2 separate regions of the Homo sapiens genome follow, and region 2 is linked to region 1. A link is a loop called in an ENCODE intact Hi-C map of the cell type or tissue named here. Cell type or tissue: PC-9. All regions are shown on one strand.

Region 1 (8,000 bases):
CCATCTTAAAATACCTTAAAAGACATAGAGAATAATGGAAACATGGAAAATGATTTGGAAATTAGGATAACTAACTCTGATTAAAATTAACTTTTATAATGGCCAAAGGATAAAATACTGGTGTTAATGATTAATCTGAGAGGCTTGAGAGAAACCTGATTTTTTTTCTCTTTCTTGTCTTCTGTTTGCTTCCTGCTGCCTTTTTCTCTGTAATATTTTGGCATCAGCTAGAACTGGTTTGAGCCCCATGCTTCTACCAGCCTTCATGAAAAATCCTAAGCCCAGGAGTAGGAAGCTAGGTAGACTCTAGGCAAAAGGCATGACTAAAGCAAGTTTTTCCCTTCTTGTTTTCTTTCTGGGTCACCTGCTTTTGATTTAAAATTTTTGTATAACTGGATTAAAAATTTTCCTCTTTCTCGTACATATATTGTGATAGATATAAGCAATTTGTTTTATTCCTATCTTCAACCACGGGAAATGAATTGTTTGAACCTGATTTATGTTGCTTATAAAAGGCACAATGAAGACTACTTACTGAATTCTAATAACTGCACAATCCTTACGAAAAGCTTGGTGGTAAGAATGAATATTCATGAGACCACCTAAGGAATGTAAAATCCATTGCTTACTACGGATATTCAGGGACTCCAGGTTAGGGGTGCATTGAAACTGAAAGTGTTAATTAGTCATTGCTGTTTAACAAACGATCTCCAGTTCTCAGGAGCTTATAGTCATGTTTCCACGCACAGGTCTATGGGTCAGCTGTGGTTTGGCTGGAATCATCCAGGATTAGGAGAGCTTGCCTCCAGGCTGCACATTGGTTTTAGGCCTGCTTCATGTGTTTCCTCACTCTCTCTGGACCAGCAGCTACTCAGGGTATATTCTCCTCACGGTGAATCACAGGAGCATAAGATGTCATGCCCAATCACACACCTGTGCCTCTTCAGCTTTAAAGTTCCAGTCAAGTTTGCAGAGTTTCCACTGGCTAAGCCCAAAGTCAAGGGGTGGGGACGCACTCTGTACTATTGCAATGCTAGGTCACACGGCAAAGGGAGGGAGAGAAGAATTAATAACAATAATCCATCTGCCACACTGACCAAATTTATCTGTGATTGATTTCCTCATTTGTAAAATGAAACAAAACACACACACACACGAACAAAAAAACTCTATCTCCTGGAGTTGTAAGGGTTAAAGAACTTAGAACAGTGCTTGGCACGCATGAAAAGGTTAATATGGTTACTACTATTGCTGTTGTTAACATTGTTGTTGTTTTTATTGTTTTGCTTCTGTCTTTGCCACAGAAAAGCTTAGAGACAAACTTTCTGCCCTCTTCTAGCAAGCACGTAGGGAAATGGTTTGCACACCAAATTTACCCCTATGCTTTGTCTTACTTTTTAATGTTATTTTCCTTCTTTGATTCTTTCCTAAATTATTTTTTTCATCCTGTTAATTGAATACACTGATGTAAGCAGTCTGTAAATGTTTCCCTATATTGTTAGTTGTAGTATGATGAATAAATAAACAAATGAGCCCTACTGGCTTGTTGCTTTTCTTTTTTATTTTATTTTTGAGACAGGGTCTTGCTCTGTTACCCAGGCTGAAGTGCAGTGGTACAATCACAGCTCACTGCAGCTTCGACCTCCCTGGCTCAAGCAATCCTACCATCTTAGCCTCCTGTGTAGCTGGGACCACAGGCATGCGCTACCACATCCAGCCAATTTTTAAAAAATTGTTTGTGGAAACAGGGTTTCACTGTATTGCCCAGGCGGGTCTCAAACTCCTGGGCTCAAGTGATTCTCCTGCCTCAGCCTCCCAAAGTGCCGGGATTACAGGCATGAGCCACTGCTTCCGGCCTCTTTTTTTCTCTAAACCTTGACTTCCCATGTGTTTGCCATCTCTGTCAATGCTGCAGTAGCCCTTCTTCCGTATTTACACTAGGCAAAATCGACTTTGTTGCTCTTGCTATCACCAAACGTCAGGTTATAAGTTTCTTTGTTTATTGCCTACTCCCCTGCTCTCAACTATGATTTTTACATGTCTCTTTTGTCATTGGCAAGTACAAAATAGGCATGCCATAAATATTTGAATGAAGGAATAAATAAATAAATCAGTGTGTTTGTAATTACTTCTACATGCATTCTAGCCTAGATTTTCTGTTGTGGTGTAGATATTAACAGCATGGATTGGCTGTAGGATCCCCCTTTCTTTCCACAACCTCTAGAGTCTAGTTCTGCCCCTTCCATTGCACTGAAACTGGGTTTGGTAAGGTCATTGAATACTGTCCTATTTGCAATCCAATGGTCTTTTCTCTGACATAACCACTTTGTAAGGTATGCCAGGGTCAATCACTGTTTTCTTCTTAAAATCTTTACTTCTGTAGCTTTTGTGACTCCAGCTTGTCACCTCTCTGGGCAGTAGTCTTTTACCTGCAGGTTAATTCACATCAGGGACACAAGAAATCAGATTCTCCCTGGGATAGGGGCACATGTCCTCTGATGATTCCTAGGGGCACTGCAAGCCGAACTTATTAAAAATTGAATTTACTTCTTCACCCTTTACCCCCAAACCGTCACTGGCTTCCTCATGCTGGTTAACTGCGTCAAAAGCCATCTCATTTTTAAGCTGTCCATCTTTTTATCATTCTTGATTCTTTATCCATGTCCCTCCCCACTCCTCTCTCAACTATAATCAGTCCCTAAAATATTGACTTTGTGTTTGTTTGTTTTCTCAAAGCATCCTCTTTCCTTCTCTCATAAAGTTGTCTTGGTCCAGGACCTCCAGATTCTTGACTTTACTTCAAGAACTTTCTAAGGCATCTCTCAGCCTCCAGCCTCTTCCCACTTCCAACTTACTTTTCACCCTACTGCATGATAATTCTTCTAAAATGCAGATCGGTAGCTTTCCTTTGCCTTCAGTGTGAAGTCCAAACCTTTTGGCATGGCATGCAAAACACTGCCTTTCTCTCCTCTTCCATGATCTCCCAACCTCCACCATGCATACTTTGCTAAACTTGAGCTACTTAGTGTTTCTTGCAATGGCCAGAGCATTCTCTTCTCTTCTCTCCTTTCTTCTCTCCTCTCCTTTCCTTCTCTTCTTCTCTTTCTCTCTCTCAACTTTTTATATCATAATCCTTAAGAATGCCCATTTCTCTTTCTTTGCCCTCTGGGATAATTTCTGCCCTTTCTCCAAGGCTCACTTCTAGAGTTCCCTCCACTGGGAAAGTCCTCTATCCTACTGCCTCTACTTACTCCGTGCTATTGAGTGTTCTTCCTTGGTGTTTCTATCACACCTTATAAGTAACCTCAATAACAGTTCCTTTCAGGTTTAGTAATAATTATTAATTTCTCCACTAGATTGTGAGATTCTTTAGAGTAGAAACTTTTTACATTATGTCTGCATTCATAGTAAATAAGTCTTAGCACATAGAAAACAGTAAAAATAAAAGTGTGGCATTGAGATAAATTGAATTGAGTTAATTAAAAACAGTATTCCTTCCAGCTCTCAATTCTGGAGGGTTACGTCAGTTTTCAGTTCATCAGAAATGGTCACTTCTTTGTTTAAATGGAAATTTAACAAAATAGTGTCTAGTTGATGTTGACCTGAATCAGAATATGAAAAGTGTTTTTTTTGTTTTTTGTTTTTTTTTTTTTTTACAGGTATTTTGGCTTGTGGTTGTAATTTGGCACCAAAATTGGTTTCAGTATGTTTAATGACATCCGAGTATGGAAACCACACTGTCATCTGGCATGGGACAATTGGGGCTAAGGTAGAAGCAGTTATACAAATGAGACCCTGATTTGTTCTCTTCTTCTCTCATCTTTCTTACTTCCATTGTCATAGGAGTTCTTTGTTCCTACCAGATTGAAATAGGAATGCTACTTTTTTTTTTTTTTTTTTCAAGTGGATGGTGTTAATATAGCTCTGGGGAAAAAACAGTGTCACAAAAAGCACTGGAAATGATCTCACCAACCAACCATCCATATGACCTGTATTCTGGGCTATGTTCCAGTAATGGAAATAAGTTTGCTTTGTTCCGGATGCATTTCCTCACCCAGGATCCTTTGTCAGCTCTCCTTCCCCATACATCCCACAGTGGTTATTACAGACTTATTGTTCTGGTGCTACTGCACCTCCAGAGTCACCCAGTGGCCAAGGGCACTGGCTTCAGGGGAAGTATAAACTCAGGTTTGCACCCAGTTGCTGCTCTACTCTCTAGTTGTTGATGAATGACTGAACCTCGGTCGTCAGTTTTCTCATTTATGAGATGTGGATAATAACACCAACTCCATCGGGCTAGGTGAAGCCAATCCTATAAAGTTCTTCATCCAGCCAGTACCCTGCACATAGTAATTCTGTACCATCCATTTCCATTTTATATATAAAAGTCATATAGTTTCAATCAGATCGTTAGCTCCCCAAATCCACTTACGAACTGTTACTTTCAGGAAGTTATTTCTACAGCTGAATATTTCATTTATAAACTGACTTCATCCTGAGGGATTATTCTTGTCATCTGCCACCTAGAACCCCCTTCTTAGTCTCCTAAGGCAGCTGTAACAAAGTACCACAGACTAGGTGGCTTAGGACAACACAAATTTATTCTCTCACAGTTCTCGAGGATAGACATCTGAAGTCAAGGTGTCCTCAGAGCCATGCTCCCTCTAATACTCTGGGTAGAATCCTTTTGTGCCTCTACATAGCGTCTAGTGGTGGCCATCAATTGTTGGCATTTATTGGTTCACAGCCCTATCACTCCAGTCTCTACCTCTGCCTTCACATGACCACCTCCTCCCCATGTGTCCCTGTCTTCACATGGCATTTTCTTCTTTTTGTGGGGGACACCAGTCATATCAGGTTAGGGCTTACTCTAATGACTTCATCTTAACTCGATTACATCTATAGAGACACTATTTCCAAATAAAGTCGCATTCACAGGTTATAACTTCAGTGCTTTTAGATTATCTTTTTGAAGACACAATTCAACCCATAAAACCATTTAATGAAGAACTTGCTATCCCCAGCTATAGGAAGGGGTAATGGGAGATGAGCTTCAGGGACTATTCATCTGTAGAGTCCAGCCCTCTCACCCAAGGTCAAGTTCCTTCTTGAGGTGACCCACATTCAATGACAGATTAATGCAGGGATATAGAGGCCTGGCCATCTCTCCAACCTAGCGTAACTTTGAAGGGCCCTTCCAACTCCAAAGCCCTGTGGTGTCAGTGGAGGCTATTATTGTGCTTGGGTTGCAGGTTGACTTCTCTCTCTGCCTAGTCCTGCTTCTGTCCCTAAACATTCACAGGTATTGATCCCAACAAATGCCCTTGTAATAATCTCTAGCTCAAAGTCTACTTCCTGGAGAGGCAACCTGTGACAGTACTTGAAAGGAGAGAGTGCCTCCTGAAACATTTTATTCACCAGGGTTGCTACTTCCTGGGCACATAGTAAACAATCAATAAATCCTAACTGGACTTATTGGGTCACATTTCTCTGAGTAATTGGGCAGAATTGAGTACGGAATTTATTTGATAGTTGCCTGAGACATGAATGAATCCCCATGTAGATTGAATCCATGATGCATCACACATTCAAATGGACCACCCTTCATTTAGCCCAAGCTCCTTGTTGTCACAACCACCAACAAGACATTCTCTGTAGTCTTATGTGGCATGACAGTCAGATGCTCTCCGTACCTGATAATAAGATAATCACTCAGCATGAATTCAATATAACTGACCATAGAAATAACCAACCTAAAGCAATGGTTTGGAAATTGATGACTAAGAAGTTGAGAAACATACGTATTTCAATTCAGGGACCAGGTGCGGGGTCAGGAAAACATGGGGGCCCAAACACATTGAAAGTTACTTGCTCTGGGCAGGTATTTTTATAACAGAACTTAGCAAAAGGGAGCCTAAAGGGGGAGAAAGTCATTATGTCTTTAACACTAACCAGTAGGGGCAGGTATCTTTGGGCCCTTGGCAAACTCATCCCTATAGAGAAAGTGGAAACATCAATGGCACTGGTTATTAGTTCCAGATGACTCTCCTTGCTTTTCCTTCTTGCACTTCCAGGGAGTACATTGTGGTAACAGCTGACATGAGGACTGTGATCTACTTGGCAGGAGTAGTTCTCAGTGTTAAATGAAAAAGTTGAGATTCTGCTGTATGAACCAGTCTACTGTATGTTTGGTTAGCTTGGATCATCCTGAGAAAGTACTCAATTATGGGTGCCCTATCCTAGTTAGACAGTACTTTGGAACATGGCTAGGTATATATAATCACTTGATCTAGAAGCCAGCTTCTCTCTTCAGCTGACATCTCTGCCTCCTCACTTTCTGTAACTGTATTTTGTTTTTATGGTCTACTGAAAATGAGCCAGAAAACCCAGGTGAACTGATCTTAACTACATTAATAAATATTTATATGTATCATTTATTCATTGAACAAATATTTGTTGAGAGTCTACTATGTGCCAGGAATTGTCATGTCCAAGGGGGTTGATATGGGTTGAATTGTGTCACCCCAAAATTTGTATATTGAAGTCCTTACCCCCGCTACCTCAGAATGTGACCTTATTTGGAAACAGGGTCATTGCAGATATCATTTGTTAAGATGAGGTCCTACTGGAGTAGAGTGGGCCCCTCATCCAATATAACTGGTATCCTTTTAACTTGATCTCAGACTTCTGGCCTTCAGAACTGTGAGATAATAAATTTCTGTTGTTTAAGCCACCCAGATTGTGGTAACTTGTTATGTAGCCCTAGCAAACCAATACAGGGATTCAATAGTGTTTACATTTGAAACCATTCCTGCCTTCATAAAGCTTACAGTCTTCGTATATGTATGTGTTTGTGTGAGTGTGCCCACATGTTCCAGCCAAGACCACCTGGAGACAGATGTGGTCAGTCAACCCATCTCCTATTCTATGTGAAACCCAGTATCCTTGTGGACATTTCTGCAAGTTCCTGGGAACTCGAGTGCTCCAGGCCACTTCTGGCCCTGCATTCTTGCTTCATCACAACTCCCGTCTCCCCATCTATGGCTGATCTCTTATCTCTGCTTTTCTCATCCAACCCAGGCACTGTTTTTTTTTCCCCTCAAGGTCTTCTCACGCACGGCTATTGTGTATATAGATGACTTCTCTGAAAGTTTGGAAAGATTAGAAAAAGGGATATTGTAATCACGTTAATTACTTAAAATTGAGGTAAAACATGCCATCTTCCTAAATATTTTAAGAGCTTCCCTGCACCGGGCAATTTCTCTTGGGGGAATGGTTTCCACAAGCCCGACTTGGCTGCCATTTTGACCTGGCATTTTCTCCCTCTTCACCTTCTGTTCTTTTCCAGCCCCAAATTTGCTGGTCAAGTTTTGTTATAAAATTTAGCTCTTTCTTTGTTTTTAAGTATTCTTATAGATAATGACTCATTTTTCAACCATATGAAAACGCTGATATTTGATCATCTTTGACCTGCAAAAATAATAACTTCATTTTAATTAATCCAAGATTTTTCTTAACAATGACAGCTTTCTTTCTGAGTGACAGCTGCTAAAATAACAATATATCTGAAGATATATGTAGGAACATATATCTTATATCCATGCACATGCATAGAAAATATAGTAAAAAGAAAAAAATGCAAGTAGCCCTAGAGGAATGGAAAAGGGTTTTCTTTCTTTTGCACGTTTCTTTATACTTTTCTATATTTTTCCACGTTCTACAATGAACATACACTGCTTTTTATTATCAGAAAAAGTGTTCCTGCTGGGCGCAGTGGTTCACGCCTGTAATCTCAGCACATTGGGAGGCCGAGGTGAGCGGATCACGAGGTCAGGAGATCGAGACCATCCTGGCTAACATGGTGAAACCCCGTCTCTACTTAAAAAATACAAAACAGAGCCAGGCGTGATGGCGGGCGCCTGTAATCCCAGCTACTCGGGAGGCTGAGGCAGGAGAATGGCGTGAACCCAGGAGGCGGAGCTTGCAGTGAGTCAAGATTG
Region 2 (8,000 bases), 190 kb before region 1:
CCTTGTCTAGCCACAATTAGGAGAGAGTATGGATTGTCAGGAAATGGAGCTTGTTCCACCCTCTCACTGTGGCTTAAGAATTTTCTTCTCAACAATGAAAAGATGCACAGATCATAGTACAGGAGATAATAAGAGTCACTCTTGCTATCTTCAGCAGATCATAGTTGTACACCATTCTATAAAAATATGAGAGAGAGAGAGAGAGAGAGAGAGAGAGAGAGAGAGAGAAAGATCTTTGTAGGAATAAACATAGAAAGCCATTTTATCTACAAAGCCAATTCAACCTGGACTGCAGTACTTACAATCATAAAGTTCTAGTTAGGTTATTAGTTAGTGGTTGACAACCATAAAGTACCAGTTAGGTTATTAGTTAGTGATTGGAGGGATGCAAAAGCTGACTTGAATACATGACTTCAATCACTTGGACACATGTTTAATTTCCTGTAAGAAAGCTGCAGAAAATCAATGACCTAAATATCTGAACTTGGGTATTTCCAAGGAAACCACCAGACTTCCCCATTGTCTTAGATTAAATACAATTAATAAAATGCCTAACAGACCCCAGAGTTCTTCTGTGTAATTAGATCAATAGCAGTACAACATCTGAGATTTACTTCTCTCTCCAACAAGACCCTTTAGGCTTGGTAACACATCCAAGTGGAAGAGGAAAGAAAGAAAGAAAAACCCAAAACCAAAAGCACAAATAAAACTACCGCTGAAATTAAGAAGTTAGGATCTTCCCAAAGGCAAGCAACTAAACTCATTCTACCAGTGAGACTGAGTGGAACCCTCTGCTCAGCCATTCCTCAGCATTGGACATGGCTTATTCTTGATGTTTGTATAAAATATGGGTTGGTCCACAGGAAAGACATTCATTTTAAAAATAAGATAAAAAATATGAGTTAGCATCAATAAAATTCTACGTTTTAAGAAATGCAGGTTGGTATTATCAGCCCTGATTTGCAGATAGAAAAACTGGCTGTGAGATCATCAGCAATCCTGACGTCTAGAAGATTTCAAGGCCGGGACTCAAACCTACGACTCTATAGTGTAGAGCTTATGCTGTCTCCTTAAATAGTCATGGCTTCGCTAGGCTCACTAGAGGGAGATGATTTCACATACAATATTTAAAAAGTAAGGATGTAGGGGCAATGAAAATGTGGCCCAACTATATCTTAAAAGGAAGATAGTTCACTGGCATATCAGGTCATGAAACAACCACGAGTGTGAACTAGGAAACCACAATGCATGTGAGAATGGCCCAAACACAATTGACTGCACCATCTGGAGAAAAGGTGAAGCCTACACAGAATGCCAAGTAGAAAAATGAGATGGGTTTATGTCAAGCGAAGATTAACATTTCATGTATCTTCTCACTTTAAGCACTTCGTCCTGCTTCTGGTATATCCCTTCACCCTGAGCTGAAGCGAGTTCATTAGTTAGGTGGAAAACAAGAGGAAAGCCAGTGGAAACTGACACTCTTTTTAGATTGTAACCCCTACTTGGGGCAAACCTACAGGATCTCAATGACAGAGGTTTGCTTTCTTAGTAAACAGCCTTGGAAATTCCCCCTCATCTTCCTTCATGGGTCTGGTGTTCTTCATCATTTTACCAGTGACTTATATGTTGGGAGAGAAAACCTGCTTGCTAGATATTAAGCTTATTAAGAGAAGAGGATAGGAGTTGGAAGGGTGGGAGTTGAGTACTTAGCATCTTGCAAGACAGTATCAGAATTTGAAAGAGATCAGAGGAAATTGAAAAATAATTCATAAACATAAAGTACAATAAATGCTTGTAGAATAAATAATAAAACAATGCAAAGCAATTATCCTAGGGAAAATAGAGATAGAGAAGTTGGTTATAACGCAAAAGGTCTATGGATCATGGTGATGGTACTTTTGCTTCTGAAATAAAAACTTAAGATGTATCACAACAAGCATAAATGCACTTCATAACACCAGTTCATTGAGTGCCTACTTAATTAATTCTGCTGAGATACTGATGAGGTACAGAAAAGGAAAGCGAGAATCAAAATAGTTTGACTGCCTGTTGGGCACTCAAAGGGTAGTTCTTGATTGATGCATTAAAATGTACTGTTTTTGCAGTCTTCAGCTTTATTGAGGCATCACTGACAAACAATAAACTGCACCTGTTTAAAATGTGCAATATGGTGAGTTTTGATGTATACACACATCTGTAAAACTGTCGCCACAATCAGGATGATCAACTTATCTATCATCCCTAAAACTTCCTCATGCCTCTTGGTAATCCCTCCCTCTCCGCTCCCAGTACCCGGGCAACTACTGATCTACTTTCTGTGACTATAGATTATATTTTATAGACTCAATTTTATATAAATGAAATCACCCAGCAGATCTTTTGAGTCTAGCCTCTTTCATGCAGCATAATAATTTTAAGAGTCATCATGTTGTCTTAAGTGTCAATATTTCATTTATTTTTATTCCTGAGTAGTGGTGTTTCATGTAGCTTATTTTTTGGTGCTCAGTTATTACTTCCCTGGAGAGATTAGTCAGTTGACACATTCTTATCCTATTTCTTTATTCTGTACTTTTTGTTTAACTCACATCATAGACTCACTAAATATTTATATGAATTTATTCAAGGATTTGGTTCAAAAATGAACATCTCTTCGAGAGGATTCTATTGGGGGTCATTCATTCATTTGTTCATTAAGTCATTCAGCAAATATCAATTAAGCCCTTACTAGGTCCCAGGCACGGTGCTAGGCACTGGGGATACAATAATAAAGAAAAGAGACATGCATCCCTCACATTCTAATGAGAGGAGACATGTGGCAAACACAATAAAAGCAAAAATTATTAGTATGTTAGAAGCCAACACATGTGATTTAGACATAATAGAACAGGCTGAAGAGCCAACAGGCATCATCCTAACAATGCAGCCCGGATTCCAAACAGCTCCTGCAAATTGGACTGAGTGTAGACTTTGGCATGGTTTTCTCAGTCACACTTATAAAAGCCCCATGGAAATCAACTTCCAACAGGACTTCAAAGAAACGGAGGCTGCCATGAATGGTCAGGTATTAGGGAATGAGGTCATCCTTCCACTGAACACTCCCCTACATCCCCTGCAGGTGTGTATGTCTTAAGCTTTTGTGCTCACCTGCAGGAGAAAGGCCAGAAAGTGGCTGCCACATTCTTCTCCCCCAACTGCAGGAGTGAGGCCACAGAGGTTTACCTGGGAAGAATACTCTCCACAAACTTAAATCTCAGCACATTACACTGGTAAATGTCACATTCCAGTTCCAGATATCAATCTGGATCCAGGAATGTATGTGCTTCACTCATTCCAAGCACTCATTTGTTTGGTTTGGGGGAGGAGAGACAAGGCTAGAGCAATCTGAAAGTTCAATCAAGCCAAAATACCTTGCTCAAAAACTGATAAAACAGGGCCCCCAATCCATAACCAGAGAATGTTGGGCACTTTCTTCTCTGCAGAAATGTTTTTGCATTTAAGTTTAGGTAGATTTAAGAGAGGAGTGTAAGGAGAGAGTTTCTGTAACCAGAGGAGGGGAGGCTTCCCCGCCTGCCTCCGGAGCTTCTCCTCCAGGGTGATCTGGCAGCCATTCAAGGCAGCCTGAACTTTCTGAGAGACTTGATTTCCTGTTCCCACTGCCTCAGCCGACTGGAGGACTAGGGTGACCCGGGGTGGGGAGCAAGGGACACTGGTTAGTTTAGGATCAGCGGGTGGGAACTGTTTATCCCAACATGCTTAGAAATTCTTCCAGCAGCAACTGTAAAAATAAAAGTCTGAACTGTACAAGAAACTTAAGTTATTTCAACAGTGAACTTCAATCATGAGATTCTTGAATATCTTTTGGGAAGACAAGTTATTTTGTTTGTTTCATTCATTTAAAATATAAAACAACAGACTTCTTATAATGCAGAGGGGACCTCACTGTCACCTAGTTCAACTCACATATTTTACAGATGATGCAGAGTTCAGAACTATTCATTGACAATGGCTGGGGGGATGGGAGCAAGATCCATGTTTCCTGGCTCTGAACTCAGTGCAATTTCCTCCATGGATTATAAAGAAGTGCAATTCCAAATGCCACGCCTTAGGGGGAAATTTACTATATGTAAATTATACCTCACAACCTGACTTAAAAAAAAAAGTATATGTTATCCCTGCTTCCTCCTGAACCTGGGTCTGCCTGACACCAAAGCCCCGGGGCTTTCCGCTCTCTGCCTCTCAGTAGTCTTATTGTCATTCCTGTGAATCCATGGTCCTTTAGTGGTTTATGTTTGAGGAGGGAGCTGTGGACTGAATAAACTATGCAGCACAAAGGCATTAACCATGGATTAATGGGAAAGAAAAGCTTGCTGAGTTCTGAGTCTGACGGGTCAAGAGCTTCTGATGGTGTCATGCAAATTTCACTTCCCAATGAAATCAGTCACTCTTCGTGTAGAGGGGCCATCATATCTTAGCCAGTTCCTGCTTGGGGTTCAGAAGAGAAAACAAAACAGTTTGCCCCATGGTGGGAAAGGGACATTTGGTATTCTCCTTGGCTTCCTAGCTAATTACAAAGTGTTAATGACATTCAAAGGAAACTTGCCTCCTTCAGGGCTTTACAAATAAGGAAGGGCGGGGGAAGGTGAGCCAAAGAACAGACAGGGGCTCCAGTGAAACACAGGGCACAACCAGTCAGCTCCCAGAGCGGGAGGCAGCCTTAATTTACAAAGGAAATAGACACCCCAGCACAGGCTGAAATTGGGTGGGACCAAGAGTTCTTAAACTAATCACAGCTGGTTTCCAAACCTCAAAGATTTGTTATTGCAAAAACATTCTCAAGCAGTAGATGAATAGATTGAATGGCGACAGAACAAAGAAAAGATGGAGACATTTTCCCCACAGCGGCTTCAAGACAGGTTCAGAGAGGTATGAACTAGCAAAGTAACACATTTATCCAATCAACATTTTTTACCCATCTCCTACACTGGGTCTGAGGACACAGCTATCACATAACATTTGACCTCCTCTAGTATCCTACAGAAAAACAACTAAAGCACCTTTGTGCAACTCAGAACTACAAGCTCTTCCTTATGATTTGGACAACAGGTGCCTTCAAAGAATGGTTCTTTTTCCTATATTTTCCTTCCCTTCTCTTAATGGAGAATTTTTTCTTCCACCCTAAAAAGGAAACACGACCATCAGTTTCCCAAATATGAAGAGGGAAATGCATGTGTGTATAAACAGTGGTTACCACCTAGTAGAATTTTAAGCCTTTAAGGATTTTCCCCCCTAACGATTGCAATTTCCTTCAGTTACTATTGTCCTATGTCTTATATCCAATGTATTATTTAGGTATTTCTTTACAGGCTTTTTAAGATTTACAGGTGTACCTGATCAAAAATAGCTGGAAAGATCTGAGATGTTTTTTACTGGATAATTTATTCCGTGTGTACCCAACAGCCAAGCACTTGGCAAATGACCAAAAATATGATTTATTTTTATTTATTTTGTTGAGACGGAGTCTCACTCTGTCGCCAGGCTGGAGTGCAGTGGCACAATCTCGGTTCACTGCAACCTCCGCCTCCCGGGTTCAAGTGATTCTCCTGCCTCAGCCTCCCCAGTAGCTGGGATTACAGGCGTGTGTCACCACACCCAGCTAATTTTTTATATTCTGGGTAGAGACAGGGTTTCACCATGTTGGCCAGGCTGGTCTCAAACTCCTGACCTCAAGTGATCCGCCCGCCTTGGCCTCCCAAAGTGCTGGGATTACAGGCATAAGCCCCTGTGCCTGGCCAAAAGATATGATTTAGAAAGCCAGAATAGCTCATGCAAGAAATAAGCAGCTGACAGATTAAAATGGCAACTTTATGCTTTAATGGCAACGTAAACTATCCAGAAGGGACATTTATTGGTTCAACAAGAATTGATTTTCTTCGCTCTCAACTATTAACAGGTCTTCTCTTTCTAAAAGATAGGAATGTGTGCTCCAGTAACTAATTTGTTTATGTGTAACTAATACATTGAGAGAATCTCTGTAAGACATCTTTCTCTGGCACTTATTTTATCTTGATCCTGGATGGAAGATAATGATAACCAAGTGACCTGTTTGTTGACTAGGGCACACTTCAAAGCAGGTATGGATATCTGATTTAATGTACATTAGCAGGACATCGATGCAAGCGTATGAGTACTGAGACAGGTAGGCAAGTGGCAGGGTGAACTTCACTCCTTAAAATAGTGAGCTCAAGAGACATAACTACCTAAGCTGTCTGATTTTGTTCCATATGCTCTTTTAAAGTGATATAAGGCAAAATATATTTAACTGGTTAATTAGTGAAAATGTACCAACAAAGGATGTCTGGTTAATTCATGGAAAATGGGAATTTTGAATAAATTTAAAGGTAATGTTTGAATTAGGCAAATAAAATTAATTCTTGTGTTTGCATAAACACAGAGATTGGAGAATTGCTGTGTATTCAGTGTTCTTTCAAATGACCGATCATTCATTTATTTAGTACATGTGTATTGTGCACCTCTTGTATGGGTGGGAACACACCAGGTTCCAAAAATAAGACTGGGACTATGATAAAATTTTTACTCTCAAGGGTAACAGTTAAGTAAATAACAGCCACAATATGGGGTTTGAGAGGTACACAACCACTAAAAGAGAGGAAAAGGGACACAATTTTGTTTGAGAACTAACAGATTCCAGAAAAGGTAAAGAATTAGGTGGTCTTTGACACAAGTCTTAAAAGAGTAAGCAGCAGGCACTTGCCACACATAGAGGAAAGAAAGTACAGCAGACAAAGAATAGGCCAGTCATGGTTATTAACTATCAACTAGTCCATCTTTACCACTTACTTGCTATTCGTTCCTGGACACAATTGATCTCAGGGAGGTAGTGAGTAGAATGGTGGTTACCAGAGGCTGGAAATGGTAGGAGGGATGTCAGGGAAAAAGAAATGCTGGACAATGGGTATAAACATACAGTTAGAGAGAAGAAATAAGCTCTAGTGTTCAATAGCACACTCGAGTAACTACAGTTATCCTGTATTTCAAAATACCTAGATGAGATTTGCAATGTTCTCGGCACAAAAAATGATAAAAGTTTGAGATGATGAATATCCCAACTACCCTGATATGATCTTTACATATTCATGAATCAAAATATCACATGTACCCCATATGTATTTACAACTATTACATATCAATAAAAATCATGAAGATATTGATAACTAATAGCTAACATTTATTCAACATGTACCATGTGTCTAACCTTCTCACCATCATTGTTTCCTCTGACACTCACAGTAACCCTCTGACACAGATACCATCATCACTGTCTGTTTTACAAATAAATAAGAATAAAAAGAATTGATTTCAATGTGTTTTGGGTGAGCAGCGCTGAGAGAGCCCTGATTCACTTGGATAAGAATGCAATGCGCTGTCTGGTTCTGGTTCAATTTTACATCTCAGAGCTTATGTACTGTGAGTGCAATAAATGAGGTGTGTGCACAGAAATTCAGGGCAGAGTTAAGCTCCTCCTAAGGAGTGAGTCAAGTATTTCTGATTTGACTGGATCACCTTAATTTAGATATCTTTACAAAGATATTAACCCATCAATCCAAGATGAAATTTTAACTAACATCAGGGAGATGAGATGGCCCTTTCCCTCTGGTATCAAAAGAAACCCTCTCCAAGAGGCAGAGGCAAGAGACTCTGTATCTCCTGGGTTTCAGTTGCTGAAGGAAAGGACTTGCCACTGGTCTGTGGGAAAACTTTCTTGGGAGCTGTCTTTGCGTTTGAACTCTGAATTTTGTTCAGTACATCATTGTTCTAAGGATATATTTAGTGTTTTGTGAGTGTACATTTCAACATTCAGCTGTTGAGTGAGACAGTATTACGAGACATGATGCTCTTGATATCAGCCATTCTTCAAAGGGGGCGTTTATTATGGAACAAAAGAAAATATGTGCTTCAATCTAGAATTTAAAAGCACTAAC

Evidence for each region. Hi-C counts contacts between places; a loop is a spot of excess contacts. Peaks named below come from ENCODE experiments on the same cell type or tissue, not always from the same donor. Only the 100,000 strongest peaks of a DNase experiment are listed, where the experiment ranks them.
Region 2: a loop joins it to region 1, with 12 times the contacts of the local background. A loop is called at or near these places in 3 of 110 quality-filtered maps.

Annotation. Positions count from the first base shown.
Region 1 is chrX:13,220,339-13,228,338 of GRCh38, forward strand. No RefSeq gene overlaps it. Among named protein-coding and RNA genes, the nearest start is that of LINC02154, 79 kb to the right of the region's middle. In PC-9, no CTCF peak of the experiment used is centred here; a DNase peak (open chromatin) is centred at 4,003; H3K27ac peaks cover 2,559 bases.
Region 2 is chrX:13,025,907-13,033,906 of GRCh38, forward strand. No RefSeq gene overlaps it. Among named protein-coding and RNA genes, the nearest start is that of FAM9C, 15 kb to the right of the region's middle. RefSeq lists an enhancer at 4,184-4,403. In PC-9, no CTCF peak of the experiment used is centred here; DNase peaks (open chromatin) are centred at 3,225, 3,605 and 4,025; H3K4me3 peaks cover 2,243 bases; H3K27ac peaks cover 5,797 bases.